Regions from separate parts of the Mus musculus genome. Here region 2 is linked to region 1. The links are chromatin loops, found by intact Hi-C in ENCODE. Cell type or tissue: heart. All regions are shown on one strand. Each heading gives the region's core, and the rest is flanking DNA. Links, peaks and the distances in the headings are about the cores only. Region 1 holds the start of Ctf1 (cardiotrophin 1). Region 2 holds the start of Ccdc189 (coiled-coil domain containing 189).

The links. Peaks named below come from ENCODE experiments on the same cell type or tissue, not always from the same donor. Only the 100,000 strongest peaks of a DNase experiment are listed, where the experiment ranks them.
Region 2: it touches region 1 in a loop (2.8-fold over the local background); 2 of 42 quality-filtered maps call a loop at or near these places.

What each region holds. Positions count from the first base shown.
Region 1 is chr7:127,710,356-127,725,619 of GRCm38, forward strand. It overlaps Ctf1 (cardiotrophin 1), which reads left to right and starts at 2,348. Exons shown (of 3, transcript NM_007795.2): 1 at 2,348-2,424; 2 at 3,570-3,688; 3 at 6,649-7,833. The coding sequence starts at 2,400. The coding sequence ends at 7,116. Ctf2 (cardiotrophin 2) reads right to left here and starts at 15,261. Exons shown (of 3, transcript NM_198858.1): 1 at 15,212-15,261; 2 at 12,781-12,920; 3 at 8,605-9,314. The coding sequence starts at 15,227. The coding sequence ends at 8,856. In heart, for the core only: a CTCF peak has its summit at 6,816; DNase peaks (open chromatin) are centred at 2,926 and 6,756; H3K4me3 peaks cover 2,152 bases; H3K27ac peaks cover 1,927 bases; H3K27me3 peaks cover 2,386 bases.
Region 2 is chr7:127,581,435-127,596,698 of GRCm38, forward strand. It overlaps Ccdc189 (coiled-coil domain containing 189), which reads right to left and starts at 7,161. Exons shown (of 9, transcript NM_001033040.3): 1 at 6,443-7,161; 2 at 6,130-6,161; 3 at 5,389-5,454; 4 at 4,841-5,010; 5 at 4,020-4,090; 6 at 3,711-3,827; 7 at 3,559-3,619; 8 at 3,387-3,479; 9 at 949-2,155. The coding sequence starts at 6,655. The coding sequence ends at 1,977. It overlaps Rnf40 (ring finger protein 40), which reads left to right and starts at 7,264. Exons shown (of 20, transcript NM_172281.2): 1 at 7,264-7,377; 2 at 7,491-7,694; 3 at 8,078-8,245; 4 at 8,323-8,464; 5 at 9,073-9,279; 6 at 9,881-10,002; 7 at 10,099-10,245; 8 at 10,329-10,403; 9 at 11,155-11,274; 10 at 11,363-11,542; 11 at 13,173-13,308; 12 at 14,412-14,533; 13 at 14,621-15,048; 14 at 15,131-15,248. The coding sequence starts at 7,563. Phkg2 (phosphorylase kinase, gamma 2 (testis)) reads left to right here. Exons shown (of 10, transcript NM_026888.3): 7 at 689-779; 8 at 860-1,013; 9 at 1,085-1,210; 10 at 1,302-1,873. The coding sequence ends at 1,595. In heart, for the core only: no CTCF peak of the experiment used is centred there; DNase peaks (open chromatin) are centred at 6,807, 7,207 and 8,277; H3K4me3 peaks cover 2,747 bases; H3K27ac peaks cover 1,797 bases.

The DNA.
Region 1 (15,264 bases), core at 2,385-10,384:
AAAATGGATGCTGTCAAGATGTCTCAGTGAATAAGGCATTTGCCACAAAGCCTGATGACCCAAGCTCAAAAATTGGGAGCCCATGTGATAGAAGAGGGAACCCACTCCTGACAGCTCTCAGACCTCCACACCTCTTACACATCATACACAGGCAAAATAAATGAGAGACGTTTTGGTTTTTCCTTTAAAAGAAAAAAGGCCAGATGTGGTGGCTCACACTTTAATCCCAGCACCCAGGAGGCAGAGGCAGACAGATCTCTACATGTTTGAGGTCAGCCTGGTCCAATAATGAGATACATAGTAAGACCCAATCTCAAGAAGAAAGAAAGAAAGCGGGGGCTGGAGACGACGACGTGGCTTCCTGGTTAAAAGCTCTTACTGCTTTCCCAGAGAATAGTAGTTTGGTTCCCAGCACCCATGTCGCACTGCCTGTAAATCCCCTCCAGGGGAGTCCATGCCTTCTTGTCTCCTCCAGCACCCACTCAGACGCACACATGGCCCCGACACACACTCAAATGAAAGGGAAGAAGATGAGAGTGTCTCGCATGATTTTTATTTGAAGCTGCGCTGTCACTAGATAGGACGAGTCTGCTGTGCTATGTGTGTGAGGGGTGTCTGTGACGTTTTGGTGTGACCATGTCCACCATGACTGGCAGCGTTTCCAAACGGTAAGAAGTAAAATCTCTGCTTGTCACACCTGCGTGACCGTGGGCAAGTCATTTGTCTCATTGCCTCCTCTATTATGGAATGAGTTAATGTGTATATACAAGCATTCAGGATAGTGCTTGGCACACATGAATACCCAATACATACTGCTGGTTAGTGTGTGTGTGTGGCCACTGCTGACATTGTGGCCTCACCATTCACCTATGGTGTGCTCTGCCAGTGAACTTTGTTCTGACAGTCTGCTTGTGTTAACCCTCTCACGCAGGCTTTTCCAGTTTCCTTTCTCACAAGCTCCACTCAAGTGGAAACTTCTGGTTTGGAAAGTCAGTTATATCAAATGATAGTTTGCTGGGGCACACAGGTGAAAGGATGTCTTGTTAAGCAGACACATGAAAGAATGTTGTCCTGAAGCAGACACAGGTGAAAGGTCCCATGATGAAGGAGTAGAAATGTGACCCCAGGGTCAGTGGGACACTGAGCATTGGTGTGGTTTGCTCCGCCTTGCTGTACTTCCCTAAGAACACGAGTGTATTGGTTCACCTTACATACTGTTGTTGAGCTCAACTTGTGGTTACACCACCATTGAGAGAAACCCAGCCAAGAGCTGCTCCTGAGGTTCCTGTGGCAGCTGCTGCTTCAGTGGCCTTGGGCCAGTTGGTGAGCCTTGCAGTTTCTTCAGGATTAAACTACAGCTGCTGGTTTGTGCATGGCGTCTGCCTGCCTAGAGGACTGGACTGTAGCTGCTGAGTGTTTGGTGTTTGCTATGGGACTGAACTGCTGACAAAGGAGACCAAGCTTGCCCCCCAAAGAACTATTGCTGAGAAGGTCCACCTCCCCCATATTCTAACAACTTTTCTCTTCCACTGCCTCTCATGGGTGGTGGGCAAGAGGAGAGGTTAAACGTTTATTAAAAGTAGGTTGCAAAAAGAAAAAAAATATATGCCTATACTCCTTCATCTGACGCCTCATCATCTGGGTCCTCTCTGTGCCAGAGCCAAAGACAAGAGTAGGTGCTTGGGAACCAATTATAGAGGCAAGTGTGTCCAGTCCTTTCCGTGTCTACCCCAACGTTAATGAGTTGCTGTTCGGGTGTGACCTCCCTGAAGCTCGTGCTTGCCTGTGTAGAAGGCTGGGTCTGAATGCCTTAGTACACACACAGATGTGTGCGTGCGAGGGTCTCTAACGGTAAGGTGAGGAACAGTCTCACTTCTGATCAGTGTGACAGAGAAATTAGAAGGCATTTAAGATAACTAGACCAGGGGGTGCGTGCCTTAGGTGGACCCTAATCTAAACAAGGCTTCCCTGGCCTCTCTTTGTCTTCCCCAAAAAGGAAGTCCTGCCTGCATTCTTCTCCTGCCAGCCTTGCACCTTTCCTCTCAGGTTTCCCAGCTTTTCCCTCCAAAGCAGCCAATAAACAGGCTCTACCTCAGGTCTGAGCCTGAGTCTCCTCCCAACAGGACACAGAACTGCCTTAAAGGCCCAAGTTCCCATTCACTGTGCCAACACCTGCCTCCCAATTCTGGCCCCTTCCCAGTCTAAGCTCACAAGCCGGTTACTGAGCTCTGGGCCAAGGAATTTTGACTGAAAGTAATGGTGGGAAGGAAATATTTGGGGTCTGAACTATGATTGGCCGAGCCCGAGCCACGCCCCTAGCCCTTTCCCCCTTTTTCCCCCTCCCCTCCTCCTCCCCCGGAGGGGTGTGTTGAGGGAACCTGGATAAGCCTGGGGCCAGCATGAGCCAGAGGGAGGGAAGTCTGGGTAAGGGGTTGAATGACTTGATCCTGTGTCCTTGGTGAATAGGAGTCGGGGGGATCGAAAGCTGGGGTTTGGATGTCTGTCAGCACCACCCCACCCCCAAGTCTGGGAGGGGAACGGCCTGGGCGGGGGAGAGGAGACGCCGGTGTCAGGTAACCAGCGGGTGAGTTGGGAGAAAGAGCAGGCGCAAGGAATTGAGGCTTCAGGGCCTTGGGTTCAGGGGTTAGATCACCGAATATATATGGGTGAGTACACCCTGAAAAGGGGCTGGGGTCGGGTTGGAACAGGATAATAGTGCTTCTTGAGAATTAGGAAAGAGTCAAAGCTGAAAGACTGGAGGGAGAGGCCGAGTTAAGGAAGTCTTTGATCTTCGAAGAAGCTACAAGTGACGAGAGCTCAAAATACAGGCTTCGGAGATCTCGGCTGGCGGTGGGAAACTCCGACGGAGGGGATTGTCGGGTCAGGACTACATTCCCCAGCATGCATTGGGGTCCCGGCAACATACATATTGGGAAATGTAGTCGGCTTCCCGTGGCACCACCCTCTAAACAGGGAAGGCCATCCTGTCGTTGATTCATTGATGCTGCTGAGCCTAGCAGGTCACATAGGAGCAACATGAAGGGAATAGGTCTTCGGTTTCTCTATCTGTACAAGGGGCCGGAAAGGCGCGTTCAGTGCTTCAGAGATGCTGACTGAATTCAAACAAGAGTTGGAGAAATCCAAAGATATGTGAACTTTGACCTTAAAGAGTTTCTGGATAGTATCGGTGATGTAGAGTGAGGAGTCTCAGGATCAGACAGATTCACACGGATAAAAGAAGCTACTTTGGAAGTATGAACAAATTCCCTAAAGTGGAAGGAAGAAATTGATTTGAGAATAGGGAGAACTTGGAGGCAGCACTAAGAAGGAGGTATTTGAATTTGGTCCTAGTAGTATTTCAATAGTGACCTGAGGACAGGAGAGACATCTATGTAGAGAAACTGCTTGGTGGAGATCTGGTGCCTGGGATGGGGCAGATTCTTCGTAGGTTGAATATTAGCATCCAGAGCAGAGACTCTGGGTTCAGGGAGAGCCAGCTTGGGAAAGATGGTTAAGGAGTGGGGTTTGGTTGCCTTTATAACCTCTCACTTCCTTCTCTTTCCCACCAGAAGACCACCAGACTGACTCCTCAATCTCATTCCTACCCCATTTGGAGGCCAAGATCCGCCAGACACACAACCTTGCCCGCCTCCTGACCAAATATGCAGAACAACTTCTGGAGGAATACGTGAGTAGGTGTAGGGATGGTGGAGGAATACGTGAGGAGTACGTGAGGAGATGCAGGGATGGTGGAGGAATATATAAGGAGATGTAGTGTTGGTGGAAGAATACGTGAGGAGCTGTAGGGTTGGTGGAGGAATACGTGAGGAGGTCTAAGGATGGTGGAGGAATATGTGAGGAGTTGTAGGTTGGTGGAGGAATATGTGAGGAGGTGTAGGGTTGGGGCATGGAATGAGGGTGATTGCTCACAGATGTCTTCAGCCACCCATTTCTTCCATCTCAGCCCCAGCAGTGGAAATCAAAAGTTTCTGAGGGGAATGTTAACTTTCTTCTGGCCACACAGTAAAGGACCCTGTAATATTTATTCTTTTAAATGTAACTAATATCTGTACCCATAAAAGAGACATGAGGTGGGAGCTGTGTATAAGCCCTTGAACTTAGGGAATTTTATTTTCTTAACTACTTACAAAATATCTATTTACAAGCTTGATTTTTCAACTAAACTGCTAGCTTTCTCTCTCTCTGTCTCTCTCTTTTCTTTTTTTCAAGACAGGGTTTCTCTGTGTAGCCCTGGCTGTCCTGGAACTCACTCTGTAGACCAGCCTGGCCTTGAACTCAGAAATCTGCCTGCCTCTGTTCCCAAGTGCTGGGATTAAAGGCGTGCACCACCACTGCCTGGCCTACACTGCTAGCTCTTTAGAAATCTCTTTCTAGCTGTCCTTCTACCAAACTAGTTTACCTTCCTTTTGAGCTCCTCCAAACTCAGGAGGGCTCCCTAGCTCTTCCCTGGAATCCTGTTTCACCCGTGTCCTGCCAGCTGCTCCTGTAAAAGCCCAGAGAGCTTCCTACCCAAGCCAAAGGAGAGAGCGCCTTCAAAAGGTGACTCCCTCTCAAAGGCCCAATTGCTATAAAGAAGTCTCTAGTTCCTCTCCTGTATCCATAGCAGGCTGAGTTGTGTCACCATAGTGGGGGTGGGCTCCAAGCCAAGTCAGTGGGGGGCCCAAACAACCATTTCACCTTAATGGTGGCGCAGCTCAAGGCCAGCCAGGTGACTGCCTTGGGTCACAGAGCAAATTTGCCTTAAAATCGGCAGGAATTTTCCATTCTTTAGCATTCTTATCTAACTAGGACTAGGCTTTGACAGGCACACACAAAGTGCATCTCTGCAGATCACACCTAACTGCATCTGACAAACTCATCATCTTTCTTAGCTTGTGTATTTTGCTAACAGTTAGGTTTTCTTTGAACCATAAATCAAATATCCTGCAACAGGACCCATCAGTGGTCAAATGATACTGTGCCTCAGCTTGGAGGCTCCATCCTTGGAGCCGTTCTGAGGAGACAAAGGGAACTCTGAAAGTCAGGAAACCTAGATTTGGACTCAGTGTGTGTGATTGGATGTTTCAACTCTTTGGGCTGTGAAATGAAACAGCAGGACAATATGAGCTATGAACACTCCCACTTGGGGGACGTTTAGAGAAGCCAAGAAGAGGTGTCAGTCAGGGGCAACATTTCTTCCCATGAGGGGGGTCCTTTTACAGAGGAAAGGGACCTGCCAACCGTCAGGACCTGGCCTCCAGATTAAACATAGTGTAGCAGGGGAAGGCTGGTGTTTTGGTTCAGACAGACTGTAGGGTTGCTAAACTGTGACTTTGGTGGTAATGGTAACATTAAAATGTAACCATGGTAACAGGGGCAGTAGGATGGTACAGCAAGCTTTGTAGACTTACCAACTTGCTCTGCTGCTTTGGGTGAGTAGCCTGCTGTCAATCATTCTTTGTATTCAGCTTGCTCGCTCTCTCTCTCTCTCTCTCTCTCTCTCTCTCTTAAAAAAATTGTATTCCTTTATTTTGTGTGCCTGTCTGTGGTTTTACACAAGTGCCATGCTGTGTCCGTGGAAGTCAGGAGACAACATAAGGGATTTGCTTCTCTATCCTACCATATGGATCCACAGATCAAACTGAGACTGGCAGCCATCTCAGTGGCCCCTAGTTCCTCGTTTACAAAGCCATCACTGTCATTCTCACTTTTAGGAAGATACAATATCCAAAGTGGCAAGCACAAAGCCTGCACCAAGGAATTTGCCAACGATAAATAGTATTTTCACAGCATTTGACAAATTAGAAATCACCTTTGTTTTTCACTTGTGCCTGCAAAAGATGGCTATCAACTAAGGGAAGGAAGGAGGTGTCAACTAGGGGAAAGGAGTCTGACCTGGTCCCTGCGCGGCTTCTGTGGTCCTCAAGAGGCGTCTGATAGCAAGACAGAACAGGGGACATTGCTCACTTTCAAAGATCAGAAGGCTGAAGCCAAAGGAGGGGAATGGTCTTGCAAGACGTCACAGCTAGTAAAGTGGCAGAAAGGAGTCAAACCCAAGTCTGGGTTGAAGATACAGTTTAGCTGGTAAAAGGGCTTGCTAGGCAATTTGGTAACCAGAGTTTGGTCCCCAGAAACCACATGAAGGTGGACGAAAACTGACTCCATGGTCCTTTGGCCTTCACATGTGCAGTGTGATACCATACTCTCCCACACAACATACATACACTTAAAAAAAAGGGAGAACACACACCAGTACTTGGGAGGCAGAGACAGGCCTATGAATTTAAGGTCAGCCTGGACTCAGTAATAAATTTCAGGCCTCAAAAGCTATAGTAAGACCCTGTCTCAAAATAAACAAGTAAATAATAACTTAAAAATAGCTAATATTTATTGGGTGCTTCCTGGGGACCCACACTTTCATTCAGACCCTGCACACTTCTGAAACTGGTGCTCTTATTGGCTGTTAGAGAAACAAAGACATTGGGTATGCAATGCCCATGTCATTTTTTTGGTTTTATCTCAGTAGGCTCTGTCATTTGCAAGATGAGGAAACTAAGGCCCCAGGAGAGGGGAGGAGGGCTATTAAGAGTGGACAAGCCCCTATCACCGTCCCTAGAGCCCGGCTGACCCGTGGCCATGTTTCCACAGGTGCAGCAACAGGGAGAGCCCTTTGGGCTGCCGGGCTTCTCACCACCGCGGCTGCCGCTGGCCGGCCTGAGTGGCCCGGCTCCGAGCCATGCAGGGCTACCGGTGTCCGAGCGGCTGCGGCAGGATGCAGCCGCCCTGAGTGTGCTGCCCGCGCTGTTGGATGCCGTCCGCCGCCGCCAGGCGGAGCTGAACCCGCGCGCCCCGCGCCTGCTGCGGAGCCTGGAGGACGCAGCCCGCCAGGTTCGGGCCCTGGGCGCCGCGGTGGAGACAGTGCTGGCCGCGCTGGGCGCTGCAGCCCGCGGGCCCGGGCCAGAGCCCGTCACCGTCGCCACCCTCTTCACGGCCAACAGCACTGCAGGCATCTTCTCAGCCAAGGTGCTGGGGTTCCACGTGTGCGGCCTCTATGGCGAGTGGGTGAGCCGCACAGAGGGCGACCTGGGCCAGCTGGTGCCAGGGGGCGTCGCCTGAGAGTGAATACTTTTTCTTGTAAGCTCGCTCTGTCTCGCCTCTTTGGCTTCAAATTTTCTGTCTCTCCATCTGTGTCCTGTGTGTTCTTGGGCTGTCCCTATCTTTCTGCATTTGTGTGGTCTCTCTCTTCTGCTCTCCTCTCTGCAGGGAGCTTCTTTTTTCCAACAGTTTCTCGTTTTGTCTCTCTCCAGTCTTGAACACTTTTGTCTCCGAGAGGTCTCTTTTTGTTTCCTTGTCTCTTGGTTCTTTCTTTGCTTGCTTGCTTGCTTGCTTGCTTGTTGTTGAGACAGGGTCTCACCATATAGCTCTGGATGGCCTGGAACTTGCTATGTAGGCCAGGCTGGCCTCCAGCTCATAGAGATCCACTTGCCTCCGACTCCCAATTTCCCCATCTGTCTCCCTGTGATCCATATGGGTATGTGTAACCCTTACTTTGTCTCATGGAGGTGACAATTTTTCTCCCTTCAGTTTCTTTGTTCTTTACTGACCAGAAAAGTGCCTACTTGTCCCCTGGTGGCAAGGCCATTCACCTTAGGACCTTCCCACCAGTTCCTTTGTAGGCAAATCCCTCCCCCTTTGAGGTCCTTCCCTTTCATACCGCCCTAGGCTGGTCAATGGAGAGAGAAAGGCAGAAAAACATCTTTAAAGAGTTTTATTTGAGAATAAATTAATTTTTGTAAATAAAATGTTTAACAATAAAACTAAACTTTTATGAAACATAGTTGTTCCATGTGGGGAGAGTGACTTGAGGAGAATTGGATTTTTAGAGTCCACGAGGTTCCCCTTCCCGCCCCATACCCACAAAGGCACAGGCCAGGGATCCCAGCTGTCAGTTCTGAACCCAAAGTGGGTCTCCCTAGCAGGAAAGAGCTGCAACATGAGTCCTGGTGGCTGTGACGTGCACTGGGCTGTCAACACTGGAGAGCTCAATAGAAACCATCAATGAGGAGGTAGACCAAGGAAAGGAACTCCAGCGAAAAGAAACCTGTGTTCAGAAAGGCCAGATCTTCACCCAGGAATCGAGGTAGACAGAGACATGAAGCAAGACCCTGGACTTCCTCAAATACAAGAAAAAGGACACCAGGACAGGGCTGGTGAGATGGCTCAGCGGGTAAGAGCACTGACTGTTCTTCCGAAGGTCCTGAGTTCAAATCCCAGCAACCACACGGTGGCTCACAACCATCTGTAGTAAGATATGGCACTCTCTTCTGGTGTGTCTAAAGATAGCTACAGTGTACTTACATAGAATAATTAATAAAATCTTGGGGTTTTTTGTTTTTGTTTTTTCAAGACGGGGTTTCTCTGTGTAGCCCTGGCTGTCCTGAAACTCACTCTGTAGACCAGGCTGGCCTTGAACTCAGAAATCCACCTGCCTCTGCCTCCCAAGTGCTGGGATTAAAGGCGTGTGCCACCACCACCCGGCAATAAATGAAATCTTAAAAAAAAAAAAGAACATCAGGACGCCAAATGCTCTCCCCCTAGAGTAAAGCCTCCTCAGAAGGGCTCTTTTTTCCAACCAGGAAGTAAATAAATCAATGTTGGTTTAGTGATCCATCAAATAGATCCAGAATACCCCTCTCCCCCATTTCTGGAAAGGAGTCTGTAGGACCTGGCAGGAAGATCCAGACAATAAGGAGTAGAGGTTTGGCTTCCAGGAAATAGTCCCAAATGCAGAAGTAAGGCAGTAATGAGTCCTCTGAAAGAGAAATTCTTGGGACTTCTGATAGAAGGCTGACCTTCTATGCTGAGTACTTAGCCTTGAGGAGAGCCAAGTCCCTCACAGCCCGGTCTGTCCAGTGACCATATTCTCGGGTCACTATGTAGCCTCTGCATTTCCTCTCAAAGGCTGAGGCCCCAAAAGGGACAAACCCCAGAGTATCCTCTTCTGGAGGGATGGGCAGCCCTAGAGCAGTCATGATAGCAGCCATGTTGCCCAAGAGGCCTTGGGCCCTGAGTCTTGCTGCTCCTAGCTGGGCCAGCAGGATAGGACTGCCAGGATTCAGATAACTCTGGTCGTCCCCCACGAGCTGGAGGTGCTGGGTCAAGGCCAGGAAGGCTCCCTGGGCTCGGCTTAGCCGTTCTGCATCTTCCATGGCATGCCAGGTCTTGAAGGAGACAGCTGCAGAAGGCAGGGTGCTGAGCTGGAGCTCAGGAGCTGAGAAGCCGGGGTCACTGAAGGGGCTGCCCTGGTGTTGGAGCTGCAGGGGTGAGAGACAGAAGTAAGGGGACTGAAGGAATGTCTGGGTGAACATCTTCCCTCTGAGACTGGCATTGTCCCAGAGGAAGCTACCATTCACCACCCTTCAGATGCTGCACAGGTAGTCAAGGGGACTATAGGTTCCCTTTTATCCTCTGTCTATCAGTTGTGTCTCACTGAGTCACAAGAATCCATGGCTCTGCATGACAGTGCAGTACAATAGGAATAACACACATAAAAATGAACATAGCATCTAGCATGTGTATAAGTGATGACCACTACCTATTAATATCAATGAACAATATGACTATTTCCTTCATGTTCAGTCCAAGTGCACTACTCAAGTTGGCCTTAAACTCAGAGATATACCTGCCTTTGTAGACCAGGCTAACCTTGAACTCAGAGATCCGTCTGCCTCCCCCCTGCCCCCAAATGCTAGGACTAAAGGTGTGCACCATCACCTTTATTTTTAAAACAGGGTCTCACTGTGTATCCATCCCTGTGTACGTCTGTATGTAGGCTGGCTTCAAACACACAGAGATTAGCCTGCCTCTGCTACCTGAGTTTGGGACCGAAAGAGTGTACTATGTTCAGCCTCTGATGTTTTTATTTTTTATTTTTTATTTATTTATTTTATTTATTTTTATTGTATATAAGTACACTGAGCTGTCTTCAGACACTCCAGAAGAGGGAGTCAGATCTCATTACGGATGGTTGTGAGCCACCATGTGGTTGCTGGGATTTGAACTTCGGACCTTCGGAAGAGCAGTCAGGTGCTCTTACCCACTGAGCCATCTCACCAGCCCCGCCTCTGATGTTTTTATTCACAGTATTTAGTAGCTTCTCTTCTCATCTCATCCATACAAACCAAGACTCACAGGCTCTTTTGCTTTTTTTGTTTGTTTGTTTGTTTTGTTTTGTTTTTCGAGTCAGGGTTTCTCTGTGTAGCCCTGGCTGTCCTGGAACTCACTCTGTAGACCAGGCTGGCCTCAAACTCAGAAATCCGCCTACCTCTGCCTCCCAAGTGCTGGGATCAAAGGCATGCGCCACCATGCTCAACATAGGTTCTTTTGCTATTTATTTATTTATTTATTTATTTATTAATTATATGTAAGTACATTGTAGCTGTCTTCAGACATTCCAGAAGAGGGCATCAGATTTCATTACGGATGGTTGTGAGCCACCATGTGGTTGCTGGGATCTGAACTTGGGACCTTCGGAAGAGCAGTCGGCGCCCTTAACCACTGACCCATCTCGCCAGCCCCTGGTTTGGTTTTTAAAAGAATTATTTTATGTGTATGGTTGTTTTGCTTAGATGCAATATCCATGTGTGTGCCCAGTGCCCTTGGAGGCCAGAAAAATGAATCAGATTTCCTGGGACTGGAGTTACAGATGGCTCAGCGGCTAAGAGCACCGACTGAGTTCAAATCCCAGCAACCACATGGTGGCTCACAACCATCTGTAATGAAATCTAACTCCCTCTTCTGGAGTGTCTGAAGACATCTACAGTGTACTCACATATAATAAATAAAGAAATCTTAGAAAGAAGGAAAGCAAGCAGAGTTCTGCTGTTTGATCCAAAGTGCCTTGCACTCACAATCCTCCTCGTACCTTCTAACAGACATGTGCTACCATGTTAGACTTGACACTGCTTATATAAGCTTTTAAATAAATACACTAAGTATTTTCTTTTCTTTTTTTTTTTTTTTTTTTTTTTTTTTGGTTTTTCGAGACAGGGTTTCTCTGTGTAGCTCTGGCTGTCCTGGAACTCACTTTGTAGACCAGGCTGGTCTCGAACTCAGAAATCCGCCTGCCTAGGTCACCTAATCTCACACCCCCATTTTGCAGGTAGAAAAACAGATTTAGGGTATCCAACAATATGCAGGGCATAAGATTAGAACCTAGATATATTTTTGGTTTGGTTTGGTTTTTTTGAGACAGGGATTCTTTTATAGCCATGGCTGTCCTGGAACTCACTCTGTAGACCAAGCAGACATTGAGCTCTAAGAGCCACCTGCCTCTGCTTCTTCTGTGCCAGGATTAAAGGTGTGAGCCACCACACCTAGCCTAGAACTGAGATTTTATAACTGTAATGCTTTAAAGAAGGATGCAGCAGAAGAGTTGTAAACTCTAGGGTTTCAGGAATAGGCAGCTATGTAATTTAGGAAGGGACAGGGCTATGATCAGGCCAAACTTTGACCAATGAGATCTCTGTCCTTTCCACTCAGAATGGAAACAGGTAACCAGATGGGTCAAGCAAGTGAACGCTCAAGACTCAGAAAGCAAGCGGCCAGTTTTACCTCTAGAGGCGAGTAAGCATGAGGCTAGGAGCTTCTAGAACAGAGCTCCACAGAGCTGCTTCCAGATGCTAGCATTGCACTCACTAGCTTAGTGCCCAAAGGCAAATTATCCCTCTCTAGGACTCCATTTTCTCACCTACAAAATAGATCCTGGTTCCAACACTCAGAGGAGTTTTAGGGGTCCATGAGCCCATGGGACAGAGCACCAGAATAGACTAGAGCTGAAGTGAGCACAGGGCATGAACTGGTTCCAGAAGAATGACTCTCTAAGGTTCTAGGTGTGGTATGGGTGTCCTGTGTGTGTGTATGTATCCTGTGTGTGTGTGTTTGTGTTTGTGTGTATCCTGTGTGTGTATGTATGTTTATGTGTGTCTATATGTATCCTGTGTATATGTGTGTGTCTGTGTATATCTTGTGTGTATGTGACTGTGTCCCTGTGTGAGTGTGTGTATGTGTGTGAGGTCCAGTAAAAACAGAGCCGCCGCACATTACTAGTGGCTTTTTAATAAAGGGTTTGTTGCAGTTTTCCTCTTACAAAGCTAGCTCCCAAATTATTGAGACTGGACTACTACATTTATTTAACAAGTTTTAAAGGGACAACAACTCAGCAGTATCACTCTATTTTAATCCTTTAAAATAATCTGGCTGCCTCCCAGTCAAAATCCCAGTGATAATTGTATGTTAGTTCTGAGCTGGCTCTCTGGACTCTAGGTGCTCTTTCATGCTGTCTCCTCAACTGTTTCCCAAGGTAAATCCCCACTTCCCCTCTCTCCTCTTCTTACCCCCTTGGCTGGGAGGAAGTCCAGCCCTATTCTCTCCCTGCTCAGTCACTGGTTGATCAGCTTCCTTATTGACCAATCAGGGAATAATTGAGGAGCAGTGTTTATATAACATTGAGACAGGAGATTCTCAGAATAAGGATTGCAGCCAGATATGGGGCACAGATATCAGCATTTGAATAATACAAGGACAGTCTTTACACAGGGCACAATAACATTATGCCAGTAACACATAACTTTGCAGATGAGGAGGTCAGGAGTAAGGGAAGAGAGCTGGCCAGCTTGATATCACTCAGCCATCAGTGACCACACAAGTAAATGTGTCTCTGGCTAAGAGCACCTGCCCACCTCAGATTCCCGACCCTTGCATATGCCCAATGTCACTCACATAGGTCTGCAGCAGTGCTGACGTGTTCTTCTGCATGTAGAGAGCCAGGCTGTAGGCTTGACCGATGGGCTCTGATGGGGAGATGGGGGCCGCAGGACTGAGGGGTGGCAACAGCAGGCTCAGTAGGCATAGGGGAGTTGCTAGGGGATATAAAAGGGCCATCATTAAGTCCCTGACACTTTGAGTCATCATTCATTTATTCCAACAATGTCCAAAGAGGCATTTGTGGCCTGTCTTGTGTATTCAAATCAGGGCAAAATTACCTGGCTGATTGATTGTGTCATGCCCAGAACTCCCTTTTGAGATAGGGTCTTACTGTGTAACCCTGGCTGTCCTGGAGCTCACTATGTAGACCAGAGTAGCCTCAAACCCAAAGAGATTCACTTGCCTCTGCCTCCTGAGTGCTGGGATTGCAGGCCTGTACCATTTTATGCAGTTGGGGGGGGGGGCGGGGACACACTGCTGCTTATCTGAACTCATTAAAATGTTCCTTAATAGCCGGGCAGTGGTGGTGCACTTGGGAGACAGAGGCAGGTGGATTTCTGAGTTGAGGCCAGCCTGCTCTACAATCCAGCCAGGGATACACAAAGAAACCCTGTCTCAGAGGGGAAAGAAACTTAGATCCTGTGTATGAGAGAAATCATGCAGTATGTGTTGCAGTCTGACTTATTTTGCTTTGCATAATGATCTCAGTCCCTTCATTTTATCTGGAAATGTTATCATTTCATTCTTCTATGGCTGAATAAAATTCCATTGTGTGTAAAGAACATTTTCTTTCTCCATTCATTTGCTGTTGGACAAGCTAGCTGGATCCACATCCTGGCTATTGTGACCAGTCTTGCAATACGGATGTACAGATATCAATGTTGTATTCTAGCCCTTCTTGGTTTTTGTTTTTTTTTTTGTTTGTTTTGTTTTGTTTTGTTTTTTCAAGACAAGGTTTCTCTGTGTAACAGAGCCCTGGCTGTTTTGGAGCTCACTATGAAGATCAGGCTGGCCTTGAGCTCACAGAGATCCTCCTGCCTCTGTCTTCCAGAGTGCTAGAACTCAAAGCATGCACCACCATGCCAGGCCTGCCTTTTTTGGTTTGGTTTCTTGTTTTTGTTTGAGGCAGGGTCTCTAGCAGTGCAAAATCACACAGGGTAGGGTCTCCTCCCATCTAAAGGCTCAGGCTGGCCTTGAGCTTTCTAGCCATCTTCCTGCTGCTCGCTCCAGAGTGCTGGGATCAGAGGTGTCAGGAAGCTGATTGTTTCCCATTTGAATACACGGTGACAAATGATCCTCCCAATCCCTGGGGAAGCTTGTGCTCCCATCCGGTGTGAGGCCACCCGCCTGGGAAGGAGGGTCGGAAATGTAGGGTGGTCTCCTTAACTGTCTTACATCCCTAAACTCCAGAAGTTCAGAGCCAATCAGAAGAGAACCGAAAGTGGTGTGTGCTTTTAATTCCAGTAGAAGGGGCAGATCTCCGAGTTCTTTAACAGTCTGGTCTACACAGGGAGACCCTGACTTGTTTTAAAAAGAAAGAAAGAAGACAGAGCAGAGACGCCTTCAGAGCTTGTTCAACAAGGTTGAGTGAAAGACCACACTCCATTACTATATTGTGGCCTACATTGATGAAAAAAGAAAAACAGACAAACAAACAAACAAACAAACACCAAAAAAACTAAGGTTGCGTGAGCTCATCTCTTCTCACACGCCATCATAATTTTCTTGTTTGTTTGTAGACAGGGTCTTGTTATGTAGCTTAGGATGGAGTTTGCTATGTATTCCAGGCTAGCCCCAAACTCTCCATCCAGCCTCAACATCCCAGGTGTTAGGGTTACAAGCCTGTACCGCTGCCCCCAGTGTGACTTATTTCTTTGTTGCTTATAGCACAAATCTGACAGGGCAATCACCAGCCCCCTGTAGATGTCTGTTCCCTTCTGTATATCCCACAGTACAGTTAGCCTTCCATGTCTGCAGCCATTCATTCATGCAACTGCAGAGGCAAAATAATCACATTTGCACTGGGCATACAGAGATTGTTTTACTTGCCTCCTAAACAATACAACACACTACTTACACAGTATTGACACTGCATCAACAGTTATAATAGTCTAGAGGAGCTATAAAGTATATGAACAGATGTGCATAGGTTATATGCAAGTATGACATTGTATCTAAGAGATTGGGGCATCGGTGGCGTTCGGTCTCTGCTGGAGAAGTCCCAGAATCAATCCTCTGTGGATGCCAAGAGACAACTGTACCAATACATAGTGGGGCCTCTATAACCACTCCTTGAGTGGATAGTGAGTAAGTCCTATGTGTAAGAATGTACGGGTCCCAGCAGCCCTACAGTCATTGGGTAACTGAGACTGAGCAGCAGGATATAGCTGGCAAAGCCATCTTCCTTCCTGGCTTCTGGGCCCTGATACCCTGTACCCTCACTCACCCAGCAGGCAGTACATCCTCCCTCCTTGGCTCCTTCCTCTGCAGTCTCTGGGT
Region 2 (15,264 bases), core at 2,721-10,720, 130 kb before region 1:
GGACACGATTCTGATGCCTTGAGAGGGAATCATGGAAGGGTTATTGTGGAGGGATTTTTTTCACTTTGTCTCTACATGTCTGTACTGGAACTAGCTATGTAGACCTGCATATATGATGTAGATCATAACTAGACCAAACCCTAAGAAGGGTCTAACAGGGACTACCCCAGTATGTTCTTAAGCAATTCCAGGTTTGTGCTGGGCGTGGTGGCACACTCCTTTAATCCCAGCATTTAGGAAGCAGAGGCAGGCAGATTTTGAGTCTGAAGCTACACTGGTCCACATAATGAGTTCCAAGCCATCCAAGGCTACATAGTGAGATCTTGCCTAGAAAAAAAAGGATTTTGCTTTTCACATATGTATGTGAGATAGTGGTAAAACAAGTTGTTTTGATGAATGAGTAGCTTGGCTTAAAGGTGGGGGAGATAAATGATGTCATTGAGTAAGACTTTGAAGCCATTCCCAAACTGGGTTTTCCTAAGAAGGCCACCGTGAGCTTTAGTGGGAATTTAAGGTGGTTTGCTGGGGATATGCCCTTGCTTTGAGGCTCAGCAGGAAACCAGGAGCAAAAAGGGTGCACTTGTGTTCTTAATGCAATCGAGAGTCTGCAGCAGAGGCTTGGGGGCTGAGACTTTGCAGGCAGGGAATGCTAGCGGCAGTCCCTTCAACTTCTGGCCTCTCTCCCCAGAACTGTGCGGGACTCCAGGGTATCTAGCACCAGAGATCCTTAAATGCTCCATGGATGAAACCCACCCAGGCTATGGCAAGGAAGTTGATCTGTAAGTCTCTGTGATGCCTTCCCCTTCCGTGTCATCCTTTCTTGTTGCCTATGTCAGTCTGACCATGGTCTCATTCTCAGCTGGGCTTGTGGGGTGATCCTGTTCACACTTCTGGCTGGCTCACCACCATTCTGGCACCGGCGCCAAATCCTGATGCTACGCATGATCATGGAAGGCCAATATCAGTTTACTTCACCTGAGTGGGATGATCGTTCAAACACCGTCAAAGACCTGGTGAGTAGGGGCCATGAAACAATACTAGGGAAGACCCAAGATGTGACCCTCATGCTATAAAGTTTCTCTAGATCTCCAAGCTGCTGCAGGTGGATCCTGAAGCGCGCCTGACAGCTGAGCAAGCCCTGCAGCACCCCTTCTTTGAGCGCTGTGAAGGCAGCCAACCTTGGAACCTCACGCCTCGCCAGCGGTTCCGGGTAAGCCCGAGAGTAGCAGGGTCTGTACCCAGGCCTTGTCCTCTTCCCTGTGCTGGGCGTTTTACTGGGGCTAATACTGTCCCTTTCCCAGGTGGCAGTGTGGACAATACTGGCTGCCGGACGAGTGGCCTTAAGCAGTCACCGTTTACGGCCACTAACTAAGAATGCACTATTGAGAGACCCCTATGCACTGCGGCCAGTACGGCGCCTCATCGACAACTGTGCCTTCCGGCTCTATGGGCACTGGGTAAAGAAGGGTGAGCAGCAGAACCGGGCAGCCCTCTTCCAGCACCAGCCTCCTAGGCTGTTCCCCATTGCTGCCACTGAACTCGAAGGAGACTCCGGTGCCATCACAGAGGATGAGGCTACACTGGTACGGAGCTAGGGCCGTATCCCTGGGCAAGCCAGAAAGAAGGACTCTCCAGGAGGACATTTTTTTTTCTATCATTCCAACTGTTTGGGACTCAGACCTTAGCCCTGCCTTGCCAAGCCTACAACTGAGAATGCTGCTTGTCACAGAAACCAGCCCTTTACCCCTACTACTCTGGACTTGGAGATCAGGGCAGAGATGGAAGGGAGCCTCTTCGAGGGTTGTGCCTGGCCTAGCTATCGCCACCTGCGCTGCATCTGAAATAAAACCTGCCACAAGCCTGGGAGAGCCAGTGCCATGTCTGCTGTCTAGTTTCACAGGGAAACCCAGAAGGTGCTCGTGAAGGTGGGGGATGGGACACTGTGGCCCAGGTCTTTATTGGGGAAGATGCTGGGATCACTTGGTCTTGGTCTTGCCTTTGCTGGGAGGTGTCTGGAACGGCTGCTCCAGTGCAGCCAGTTTGCTGCTCAGCCTTTCCTCGCTCTCCTTGAGCCGCTCCTCCACCAGCTGCTGGAGCTGCCTCAGCTCCTTGCTCAGCTGGGACTTGATGTAGGTCTGGAGGATGCACACCTCACCTACAGGAGAGGGGAGAGGCAGGACAAGGGTTGTCTGGGAGTGAGCTGCACAGAGGGGAACGCTGCTAATGCTGCTTCAATTTAGGAACTGTCAGCCATTTCCTCTGAGGCAGACAGTTGGGCAGTGTGGCCAGACTGCACTTTCTGTATTCACATTCTAACTGCACTTTCGTCTGACATCAGGCAGATTACTTAGCGCATGCATCAGGTGTGTGTGTGTGTGTGTGTGTGTGCAAAACATGGATGGTGATGGTAGGATTGGGTTAATATGCACATTTAACACTGGGCATCCTGGGGTCTGGTATCACTAGACTGTGCTTGTTATTGAAAACCACCCTCCCATCATTCGCTTTCTGTGGCCACCTGTTCTACACATAGCAACACCCCAGAGGCTCCAGCACCATGGCTCAGTGGTTAAAGACACTGACTGCTCTTGCCAAGGATCTGGGTGCAATTCTCTACAGCCATGTGGTGGCTCTGTAACTCCAGTTCCAAGGACGTTCACTGCCCTCTTGGTGACCTCTGTGGGCACTGACATGTGATGCACAGATACACAAACATGGAAGCAGAACTCCCAGATAGAGAAAATAAAAACAAAAAATAAAGCTCAAAAATTATAGGGGCCACTGGAACTAAAACTAAAGTCCTGGGCTGGGTATGGTGGAACTTCTATAACCCTATCACTCAGGAGTTAGACAGAGGCATCTTGAGTTCAAAGCCAGCCTGGGCTACACAGTAAGACCTTGTTTCAAAAAATAAATAAATAAAACAAGGGTTGGCAGGATGGTTCCATGGGTAAAGGAGCTTGCTGTGTAAGCAAGCCTGCCAACCTGACTGGCCCTCAGAACCCACAGAAAGCTGAAATGAGACAGGACTCCAAAGATCCTCTGACCTTCATACGCATTGTCATTCTGTCTAACGAAACAAGGGCTGGAGAGATGGCTCAGCTTTTAAGAGGCAGAGGCAGGAAGACCTCTAGGAATTTGAGGCCAGCCTGGTCTACATAGCAAGTGCCAGGAGAGGCAGGACTACATAGAGAGACCCCGTCTCAAAAAAGTGGGTGGGTTACTGAGGCTGTCCCCCTGAATGGTAGAACTCTGCTGCACATGGTTCTAATCTCACTCCCCAGCACTACAAGACAAAATGGTGGTTGCCTGAGGTGAGGTGGGAGGGATCAAGGCTCAGGTAGGCCCAACCATTTCGCGGCACCTTAACCCTTCCATGTGCTCACTTGGCTGTTGCTCTGGCTCCGTCACAGTTTCCGGCTCTTCCTCCTGTGGAGTAGCTACTTGCTCTACCACCATCATCTCCTCGTTTTCTTTCTCTGCATAGCAGAAAGCAGGAAGAGGTCTTGGCCCCAGCTCTGGCCCAGTCCCAACCTGGCCCACTTGTACCCATCTTACCCTCTGGCCAGAGCGTGAGTGGCTGTAACCCCGTGTAAGTCAAAGATAGGTCCAGTCGCACCTGAAGAGACAAGGGAAGAGAGGCTGAGAGGAAGCACTTGCCATAAGAGAAAGGGGGAGACAGGTGGCCACTCACTGCCTGTACACAGTACCTGTGGGGTGAAGACATATTTGTAGAGCTTGAAGTGGCGGAAGTAGGTGTTGACCACATAGTCTGCCAGTGCCAGCAGCTGTTCCTCTTTAAAGAGGTCAATGCTGAAAGGGGGCCGCTGTGACGATAATCCGGGACGTAAGTGCCCTGACAACCTCCAGAAGCCTACCCAGCTAGTCTGCCAAAAGCAGCTGTCTAGAAGCAGGGCAAGCCCCAGGTGGCCTTCAGAGGAAGATGGTGGGAAAGAGAACAGGAATTTGGGCCCGATCTTGCCTGTGGTTGGGTGAAGGCTTCGTTTCAGGGTACTGACCCTGATTCCATGACAAAAGAGAACGCTGGTAAAGTAGCGGTAGCATTCCTCCACGTTGCCCAGAGGGGTAGCTGGAGGGAAACAAGGTGAAGCTGTCAGCCCGCCTACTCGCCTACTCTTCCTTCTGCTTTTAGAGCAGGAGATGGAGAATGGGGCAGACTTAGGAGTAAGTCCTGGTCGCTCTGTTAATTCACTCAGTAAACACCATATTCTCACTCTACACTTTTCTCGGCACTCAAAGACAGACAAGGTCCTTCCCTCAGAAGGATGCTTTGTTTCTGGTCGGAAAGTATAGAACTAAAGTTGGCCTCAAACCAGCGGCATTGCCCCTGCCTCAGCCTCCTGAATGCAGGTGTGTCAGGCTTGAGCTACCACACGCGGCATCATTGGGAAGGTACTTTGTTGTTGAGACAGGGTGTCACGTGTCCCAGGCTAACTTTGAACTTCTGACTCATCTGCCTTTTAGGAAAGAAACTTCCTAAGTGCTAGGATTATGGATATGTGCCACCTCACTTGAGTACACAGGGTTGGAAGTGAACCCAGGATTTTGTACTTAGGCAAGCACTCTACTAAGTGGGCTATATCCCCAGCCCCCTATTTAGATACTTCTCAGAACAGACCCATAATATTAGTACTATGTGTTTCATTTCTTAATAAGGGAAGCTCTCAAAGGTGATAAATGTGGTACATTAATACCACCTATGGTGGAACACAAATCCCAGACTGCAGGTTCCCTACTTTAGTTCTCCACGGTCACTTCTGCCAGCCCAGCCTCCTCTCCTAGGGCTCAAACCTTTTGGTGGCTACCTCCCTCTCCTCACCAACACAGGCCTTGTGAAGATCTTGGAGCATGGCACAGGCTGCTGATGTCTGCTCTGGTGAAAAGCCCTGCTGGCGGCAGAAGATAAGTGCGTGGGAGAAGAGGTCCAAGATAATGGCATCCCGCAGGCTCTGCTCAGGAAAGCCAAGCTCCAAGAGCTCAGCAAGAACCCTTGGGGGGGGGGGTGGAAGAGGCATGAGTGACAGACAGCAGGGGTTCGCCCGCCCCCCACCTCACCTTAGGATTTATTTCTATTATATGGGTAGTTTCCCTGTATATGTGCAACACATGCTTTTCTGGTACCCATGGAGACCAGAAGAAGGTATTGGATCCTCTGGAACTTGAGTTATAGACTATGTGGATGCTGGGAACCAAACCTGGGTCCTCTGGAAGAACAGCCATTGCTGTTAATGGCTGAGCTGCCTCTGCAGCCCTGAACACAAGCCTCTTCTCGTCTCCATTGCCTGACACTCACTCTATACTTTAAAGTTTGTCATTTCTTGTGTCTCCCCTCCCAAGAGTTCAGTCTCGCCCAACTCAAACCCATACTCTCTCATCTTTTCCACAGTGGCTGCCTTCTCCAGTCTGTGCATAGAATGGATGTCCAGGTATTTCCTGTCAGGAAAAGATGAGACAAATCACTGGTGGTTCATACAACTTCCCCGATGGGGCTGCAACTTGGAGAGTTTCAGTGGGGATCAGGAGCTGAGACTTGGCGAACTTGCTAAGGAACCTTTAGCAAATCATTTCACTGTCAACGGGGAACATCATGGTCTAGAATCCAGTCTGTAGATTTAGCAGATTTTTTTTTTATTTATAAACCCACTGATTAGAAAAGAGTTGTGCCAGGTAGTGGTGGTACACTCACTGTACCCAGCACTGTGAGGCAGAGGCAGGCGGATCTCTTGAGTTTGAGGCCAGCCTGGTCTACAGAGTGAGTTTCAGGATAGCCAAAGCTACAAGGAGAAACAATGTCTTGAAAACCCCCCAAAAAACAACTTTGAGTCCTTGTCTTGCTCTGTGTGACCTTGATGAAGTCCCCTGGGCCTTGGCATCGGTGTGCACAGTGCTCCATCATTGCAGCTGTGTACATTCCTGCCTTTGCCTCCCTTCTCACACCGCCACTTTACACTGAGGCACCTGGCACGCTGGTGACTCGTTACCTTGAGCACTTCTCAGTCTCATCTTTGTAAAACTGGAGAGCCCTGGCTGGACAGGACTGTTGAGGACACCTTACAGGAGTAATACAAATGAGAAGTGTAACTTTTCCCCTGGGCTCTCCACACTCACCACATACAGATCCGGGGCTGGGGTAGTGGTGGCTGCGGAGAGAAGACAGATTATGGGACAAATAGATACGACAGTATGTATCCCCTAGTCCCTAGTACCTCATGAATTTCTAGCAGGTCTGAGTGTGCTATAATTTTAACTATAGCAAAATAGGTAAAACCGGGCTTCGGTGGGCTCGAAATACTATTTAGCAGCCTATTTACAATCAAAGCAACTCCAGGAAATTCCCTAATGTTGATAAACGTAATGACTGGCGGCACCTTTTTTGGGAAACCTAAGTATTCACTAGAGGACAACTCTGTCCCGCCCTCACCGGGAACAAGTTGGCTCCAGGATCTTCAGCCACTTCCACAGGGCTACTAGTGGCTTCTGCGGGCGACTCGGTCTGCATGTCTGTTCCGTTCCTTATGGCCGAGCCGTCCACCGAGCTGGGACTCCTGTCCAGTTCCTCCTGCAATTTGGGAGATTGTTCCGACTCCATCTGCACCTTCATTCCCAGGCTCTGGCTGGAACTGGGGGTAATCATCTCTTCGTCCTTCTTAGCCTCAGTCAAGGGCTCTCCAGCCTGGGCTCTGGGACAGCCAGCTCTCCCACTGCAAAGCCCGGTCCTGCCCCTTCTAGTGTTTCTTCAGAGGCGGTGAAGCGAGAGGCAGCCAATCCGCAGAGGGCGTCTTCCCAACTTGTCTCCCCGGTGACCGTTGTTAAGGAAAGTAGAAAGTACAAGCCCACGCCAATCATTGAAAAGATAGAGCGCATGCGTAACGAGTTGCACGTGCCTCTTAGAAGTTGCTTGTAAGGGTGCTTTTGAGGGTCGGTCTTTTTAAAGATTTAATTTAAATCTTTAAAAGATTGTGTTTGTGCGTGCGTGTGCGCACATATGTACAGGATGTTCGGGAGGGCTCCGCGGAGGCCAGGAGAGGATGACGGATCCTCTGGATCTGGAGTTACAAGGGGTCGTGTACCGAGTACCCCGAACAGCAGCAAAGGCTCCACCCCTCCATCTCCTAGTGCAACTGCGGGGTCAGTAACTATGGGAACCGCCTGCTGGCCAATCATTAAGAGAAATACAGTCCGTCGCGGGGTTGGAGGGGTGGGACTAAAAGACTCGAGAGGAGGAACCAAGAGCTACCAATAGAAACAGGAAATAAGTTTCGCCACATCCGGAGCGGCTCTGACGCCTGCGCTGTGCGTCTGGCGGCCGGTGACGTCCGGTGAAATCCAAGATGGTGGCGCTTGGCTGACCCTACGGTAAGTGCGGACCCCCGTCCGGCGGGGGCGGGGTCCGGGAGATATGTCCAGGGGGACGCTCAGGACTGCGGAGCTCCAGACGCATCCACAGCTCAGCTCTCTGTTTTCTGCAGGTGACGGAAGTGCCGCCTCCACCCGCCTGCCAGCCCCGGAGAGCCCTGAGTTGCCCCTCCGCCACCGCCGCTATGTCTGGCCTCAGCAACAAGCGCGCCGCCGGCGACGGGGGCTCAGGACCCCCAGAGAAGAAGATGAACCGCGAGGAGAAGACCACGACCACTCTAATCGAACCCATTCGTCTCGGCGGCATTTCTTCCACGGTTGGTGGGCTTTTGCGAAAGTCACATTTGGCCTGCGCCCAAAGTGTTTGGAATCTTGTGTGTGCTCGTGTGTATATACACAAACCGGGTGGTGAGGGTGGGTGTGCCAACGGCGTGAATGTGATCAGAGAACAACTTTACGGAGTCCCTTCTGGCCTTTTACTTATGCGCACATATGTTCCCGTAAGTCCTGTGTGATGTGTCTGAGTTGGAAACAGGTAGGGGCAGGAACGGAATGTGAAGCTCTCATGACTAGCATATTCTCTTTGCAAGTGTCTGAGCCTTGCTATATACCTCTCCCCTTTCAGTCTAATCCTTGTCCTATTGTGTGTCAGTGATGGTTCAGGGTCCTGCCCGACACTCTGCCTCTTCCCTTCTGGTAGGAGGAGATGGATTCCAAGGTACTGCAGTTCAAGAACAAGAAGCTGGCGGAGCGGTTGGAGCAGCGGCAAGCCTGCGAGGATGAGCTCCGGGAGAGAATTGAGAAATTGGAGAAGAGGCAGGCCACTGATGATGCCACACTCCTCATCGTCAACCGCTACTGGGCCCAGGTGGATGCCTGAAGAGCGAGCGTCCTACTGGGAGAAGCCCTGAGGCATTCCTAACCTCTTGTTCTTTCTTCTTTCAGCTGGATGAAACTGTAGAAGCCCTCCTCCAGTGCTACGAGAACCAGAGGGAACTGTCTTCAGGGACAGAGGTGCCTGGGTGCCAAGAGGGCCTGACCCGTGATGTGATCCCTCGACCAGACCCAGGGACATCAGATCTGAGGGGTAGGACCAGGGCCCTGGGGAGCTTATGTTCTCAGAAAGGTTTTGAGGAGGAGGTGACTTTGATGTGGGGCTACCGAAATGCCCGGCACTTGGGAAGCAGAAGTTGCTGTCCTGGAACTCACTTTGTAGACCAGGCTGGCTTCAAACTCAGAAATTTGCCTGCCTCTGCCTCCCGAGTGCTGGGATTAAAGGCGTGTGCCACCACGCCCATCGTGAGACTCTGTCTTAAAAACATGGGTTTTTTGTTTTTTTTTTTTTTTTTGGTTTTTTTAATATTCTTTTTTAATGGAATGAACAAAGTTTTAGAATCTAATTGGATTTTCATAATCCCAGCCTTCTGAAAAGTAGAAGCAGAAGTCTTTCTGTTTATCAATTAATTCATTTATTTTGGTTTTTCAAGACAGGGTTTCTCTGTGTAATGTTGGCTGACTTGGAACTCACTCTGTAGACTAGGCTGGCCTCAAACTCAGAGTGTGCTGGGATTAAAGGTGTGCGCCACCACCACCCGGCAGCCATGGAATACCAAGCAGCTTATTCTGGGACTTGGTAGAGGTTGATGGTCCCTGCTGTGGCCTTTCATTCTGATGAGGATTCTCTGTCCCTTCCAGAACCGCTGCCAGTGCAGTTTCGAGCCCCTCTCAGTGAGCCGGCCTTGGCTTTTGTGGTGGCACTGGGCGCCAGCAGCTGTGAGGAAGTGGAGCTGCAGCTGCAGGGTCGGATGGAATTCTCCAAGGCTGCCGTGTCTCGGGTGGTCGAGGCCTCGGACCGCCTGCAACGGCAGGTGGAAGAACTCTGTCAGCGAGTATACAGCCGGGGTTAGTTCTGTGGACCCTACCCTGAGAAATCCACCCTGGCCTGCGTTGTTCAGAGTCCCCAGTAAATGTCAGCCTTGTTCTTGTTGGGACAACTTAGTTCAGACGGGGATTTCAGCTTTAGTTCCTGAAGTGGGGCTCTAGAGAGACGGCTGGAGGAGCTGTTGATGCTGGCAGGGTCACAGCCCTTCAGCAGGAGGGCTCTCTGGAACTTTGCACCAACCTCAGGGGTAGCTATTGTCCCACTACACTGAGAGGCAAGTGCCCAGGCTTTTTGAGGCAAGGGGTTTTTTCCTCCTGCCCTTAATTCTCCTCCCTAGTGTCCATTTTCTTGGCTGAATGGTCCCTCTGTGAGCTAGCTTAGTCTGAGTTTGTCATAAGCAGTTGGTGAGATAGCTGGTGCATAACACTGAGCACAGAAACTCCAGGATCAACTAGTTCTTCCTTGGTTATCCAGGGACTCCAGGATCAACTAGTTCTTCCTTGGTTATCCAGGGACTCCGGGATCAGCTAGTTCTTCCTTGGTTATCCAGGGACTCCGGGATCAGCTAGTTCTTCCTTGGTTATCCAGGGTTTGGCTCTCATCCAGGCTTTGCATTCCCAGGGGACAGTGAGGCCCCTGGGGAGGTGGCACGGGTGCGCACCCGGGAGCTAGGCAGAGAGAACCGTAGGCTACAGGACTTGGCCACTCAGCTGCAAGAGAAACACCACCGCATCTCGTTGGAGGTAGGAGTTGGGCTTTGGGTGCGGTTAGAACTTGGGCAGGGTTTGGGTTTGCTATCCGAGGACCTCAGGAAACAGGCCACTGTCCACTGCCCCTAGTACTCTGAGCTCCAAGATAAAGTGACATCGACAGAGACCAAGGTCCTAGAGATGGAGACCACAGTGGAGGACCTGCAGTGGGACATTGAGAAGCTGCGCAAGCGAGAACAGAAGCTCAATAAGCACTTGGCAGAGGCCTTGGAGCAGGTACGAGAGTGGATGGGACCAAATTGAGTACTTGGGGCCCCGGTTTCTGCCCTTTGCATCCACTGTGTCTTCTTTCTCTGCAGCTCAACTCCGGCTACTATGTGTCTGGGAGCTCCACAGGCTTTCAGGGAGGCCAGATTACACTCAGCATGCAGAAGGTAAGCAGCCTCCTCCCCCTCCCCTCCAGGTCTGCCTCGGACTTTCCTGAGGGCAGGCATCTTCATCAGAGTCCGTTTCCTGGCATTGCTGCACATTTTTTTTTCATTCCTTTCTACACTTGTTTATTAAATAATTGCAGAACTTAACTGCTAGGAGCTAGGCGGGCTGAAGAGGACGAATGGGAGCGGGAGCTTACGTTGTCTTGAGAAGCCCAGGCCCGTGGGCGCTGCCCTTCCCTGAGCATCTCTTTCTGCCTTGATGCTGTATTTCAATGTGTGTGAAATCCCTTTGTGTTTTGCCTCTTTGTATTGGAGGCTAGGTCTTGTGATGTGGTCAGGCTGGCCTCAGACTTGTGTAGCTGAGAGTGACTGAGACTGATCCTGCCATACTTGCCTTCTAAGTGGTGAAACTCTAGGCTTTGCACCACCTTACCTAGCTTCAAATCAAACGTTTTCTTACTAAACTTCAGTTCTTTCTCTTATGAGGGAATAATAAAGATTCCGTGGAAATGAGGTTCTATGTGAGGAATAGACAGTGCTTACGTTGGTAGTTAGTTGGTAGTTACATTGGTAGTTACGTTGGTAGTTAGTAGATAGTCCTGTGCAGGGCTGACCTCCTATTCCCCCAAGAGCCCTTAGAAAACGCATTGCTTTGGAAGTTTATAGGAGCTTGGGTGGGGTGCGTGCTGGACGACTGGGGAAAATACTGCCCATCCTGGTCTTGCCTACCACAGCCCCTTCCACTTCCTAGTTTGAGATGTTGAATGCAGAGCTGGAAGAAAATCAGGAATTGGCCAATAGCCGAATGGCAGAGCTGGAGAAGCTGCAGGCGGAGCTTCAGGGAGCCGTTCGGACCAATGAGCGTCTCAAGGTCGGCTGTGGTTAGGACTGGAAGGGCTAGGACTAACCTCAGATCGATCCTGCTGCTAACACAACCCTTCTGGACATTTCACCGCCAGGTGGCCCTGCGTAGCCTTCCTGAGGAGGTCGTTCGTGAGACAGGGGAGTACCGCATGCTGCAGGCACAGTTCTCCCTGCTCTACAATGAGTCTTTGCAAGTGAAGACCCAGCTCGATGAGGCCCGGGGGTTGCTGCTGGCCTCCAAGAACTCCCACTTGAGACACATTGAACATATGGAGGTATGGTCTTGGAGGAGGGCTGGAAATGAGACTAGATCTTTAGACTTGAGACATTCCTCAGCTTCCAAGGGGTCTTGTGGACCTGCTGAGAGTCCCTTGGGCATAGATTGTTCCTTGGCCAGAGGTGAGACTAGGGGATATATCTATTTTTCTTTTTTTTTTTTTTTTAATGGTTTTTCGAAACAGGGTTTCTCTGTGGCTGTCCTGGAACTCACTCTGTAGACCAGGCTGGCCTCGAACTCAGAAATCTGCCTGCCTCTGCCTTCCGAGTGCTGGGTTTAAAGGCGTGCGCCATCACGCCCGGCTTTTCTATTTTTCTTCCTCTGTTTTTGTAAGACCTAGGCTAAGAGAACAATGAGCTGAAGTGAGATTTGAACCACTGCTACCAAAGAGTTACTATTTCTTTAATACTCCGATGCAAATACACAGCGTGCAATGCAAAGCCCGCTGAGTGGAGCACAGACTGCCTAAGATGTATAGAAAGGAGGTGGCTCTGTTGGGGTTTTTTCCTATGCACCTGGTTCTGGTAGCAAGTCCTGTGCGTTAGAGCAGTGTGTGCTCTGGAAACTTCATTTCCTGCTTGCGGGACTAACTGGGTCCAGGACCACACAAGAAAGAGCTTGCTTTAAACACCTTCAGTGCCTCTCCCTCTCCCTTCAGTGGTCACAGTGGTAATGGTTCAAACCCTTTCTGGTAATGGTTTTACAGTTAACCTGTCTCCAGTCAAAGTCTACGTTTTCTCTTAAGAGAAGCAGTGAGAGGGCACGGGAAGCCCCCAGGGCTCGTTGTCTGCTGCAGGTGCAAGCCGCAGCTCTGCCCAGTGATGCAAACGAGTTCTAGGTTATTCCTGTTAGGCTTTGATCATGTCAACATTTAAAGAGATTAAGCTGGATTGCCAAATATTTTAGGACTTGGGAAGGATGGCATATGTGTATTCATGCTATGTATGTGTATGGCGTAGCATTTTTATGTGTATGAGTGTTGGCTGGCATGTTCATCTGTGTAGCACTTACATGCTCAGTGCCCTCTGAGGCCGGAAAACAGCATCCAGGGAACTGGAGTTGCAGATGGCTATGAACCTCCCAGTAATGGTTGGAAACCAAACTCGTGTCCTTTGGAAGAGCATCCAGTGCTCTCAACCACTCTTTATCAGGGTCTCAGTACATAGGTGTGGGTGGCCTGGGACTCACTGTGCACACCAGGCTGGCCTTCAGTGCAAGATATTCACAAGATCCACAAGCTATTGCTTCCTGAGTGCTGGGATTGAAGGCACACATCACCATGCTTAGAGTAGTTATCTGTCTTAGGATCATTTACCAAAATTCTTTTTTTTTTTTTTCCTGGAGAAACATGAGAAAATGAAATAACCAGTGCTGGCTTTATTTCTTTTTCTTTTTGAGCCAGGGTTTCTGTGTCTAGCCCTGGCTGTCCTGGAGCTCACTCTGTAGACCAGGCTGGCCTTGAACTCAGAGATCTCCCTGCCTTTACCTCCCATGTGCTAGGATCAGAGGCCTATACCATCCTTCCTGGCAGCTTTATTTTTTTTATAAGCAATAAATCAGGTCTTCCGATTAGTACTGAGTAGTTGCATTTTCATAGGGTTGTGTGTCTTTCATACCCAACCCTGCAGAGTGATGAATTGGGGCTGCAGAAGAAGCTGCGCACAGAAGTTATCCAGCTGGAAGACACCCTGGCCCAGGTACGCAAGGAGTACGAGATGCTGCGCATCGAGTTTGAACAGAACCTTGCGGCCAACGAGCAGGCTGGTACGTCGTGGGATTTGGATAGAAGTGGGCCTCAGAGGGGTACTGGACCAACTCACCCATGGCGCTTAGCTAGATGCAATAAGTTGAGCTCTTTTCTTTTCTCAGAGCCTCAGGCTGCCACAGGAGACAGGTACATTACCTGTCTCACAGAGAGCCTGAGAGATGAAAAGCTGGGCAGGCATCGCCAGACTGAGCTACTCTGGCCTCTATATGAAGATTTGTTTTACAAAGACTTATTGTGTAATCCTGTGAGCCAAACTCCATTCTGCATTCTGGGGTTTTGCCAATAAACAGAGTAAGGCATCTCTGCTGTTCCCGAGGGACTCTAGTGGAGGAGCAGTGTACAATAAAGGAAAAGGTAAAATGTGAGAGAGTGAAAACGATTTTCATAAAAATGCATCAGGAAACCTAGCATGATGGCGCACACCTATAACCCCTGCACATGGGGAACAGAGGCAGGGAGAGCTCTGAGTGTGAGGCCAGCCTGGTCTACAGAGTGAGTTCCAGGTCAACAAAGGTTCATATGCAAAGCACATAAAATAAAAATAAATCTTTTTAAAAAGAAGTGTTTTTGTCCCCTATCCACCTCCCTCTCCGCCTCCCACTGGCTAGAGCGGTGGCTCAGTAGTTCAGAGCACTGACTGCCTGGCTCTCCTAGAGGACCCAGATTTGACTGCCTGTACCCATAATTCCCAGGGATCCAGCACCCTCTTCTGGCCTTTGAGTACACTACATTGCAAACACGTGGTGCATAGAAATCTAAGTAAAACACCGTACAAACAAAGTGAAATTTAGAAACTAAAAAGACTAATGTTTCTGTGTGTAAGCATTTTGCTTGCATGCATGTATGTCTGTGCATCTCAGGAATGTGTGCCTGGTGCTCAGAGGCCAGAAGATCCATCACCTGGAACAGTTGAAGTTGCTGTGTAGGTGCTGGAAATTGATCACGAGTGCTCTGCAAGAGCAGACAGTGTTCTTACCTACCGAGCCGTTTCTCCAGCCTCTGAGGCTTTGTCTGCTTCTCTGTGGGCACTGACTCCGTCTGTGGAGTTGGTGAGCTGAAGGAGACAGCTCAGCACACTCACTTGCTGACCTTTCCCCAGGGCCTATCAACCGGGAAATGCGCCACCTGATTAGCAGCCTCCAGAACCACAATCACCAGCTAAAAGGAGATGCCCAGCGATACAAGCGGAAACTTCGAGAAGTACAGGCTGAGATTGGTAAAGTGAGTAGAGGGAGTTTCCAGGGGGAAGTCTTAGCTCGACCTTAGTGAGCAGTTCATCTCCTTCCTGCTTTTCTCTCTCTTTAACAGCTCCGGGCACAGGCCAGCGGCTCTTCCCACTGCATTCCCACCCTGAGCCACCCAGATGACCCTGGCCTCAATGCCCTTGCCCCAGGGAAGGAAGATAGTGGGCCAGGCCCTGGAGGTACCCCTGACTGCAAGAAGGAGATGGCTTTATTGGCTGGAGCCACCTCTGCTACTTCTTCCATAAAGAAAGAGGAGCTGGTCTCCTCTGAAGATGACGCCCAGGCCCTAACCCCTGTAACCCAGGGCTTGCCCTCCAGGGGTCGAGAACCTGAGGCCAGACCCAAGCGAGAACTTCGGGAACGGGAAGGGCCTAGCCTAGGACCCCCACCTGCAGCCTCAACTCTGTCAAGGGCTGATCGAGAAAAGGCCAAGGTGGAAGAAGCCAAAAGGAAGGAATCGGAACTGCTCAAAGGTCTCCGAGCAGAGCTCAAGTGAGGCCCTACTACTATCTCATAGCCCTGTCAGGTAGTGTCCGGCTCCTCCTGCTAAGACCCCTCCTGTACCTTTCCCCAGGAAGGCTCAGGAAAGCCAGAAGGAGATGAAGCTGCTCCTGGACATGTACAAGTCAGCACCCAAGGAGCAGCGGGACAAGGTGCAGCTCATGGCAGCTGAGCGCAAGGCCAAGGCTGAGGTAGGGGCGGCTAGAG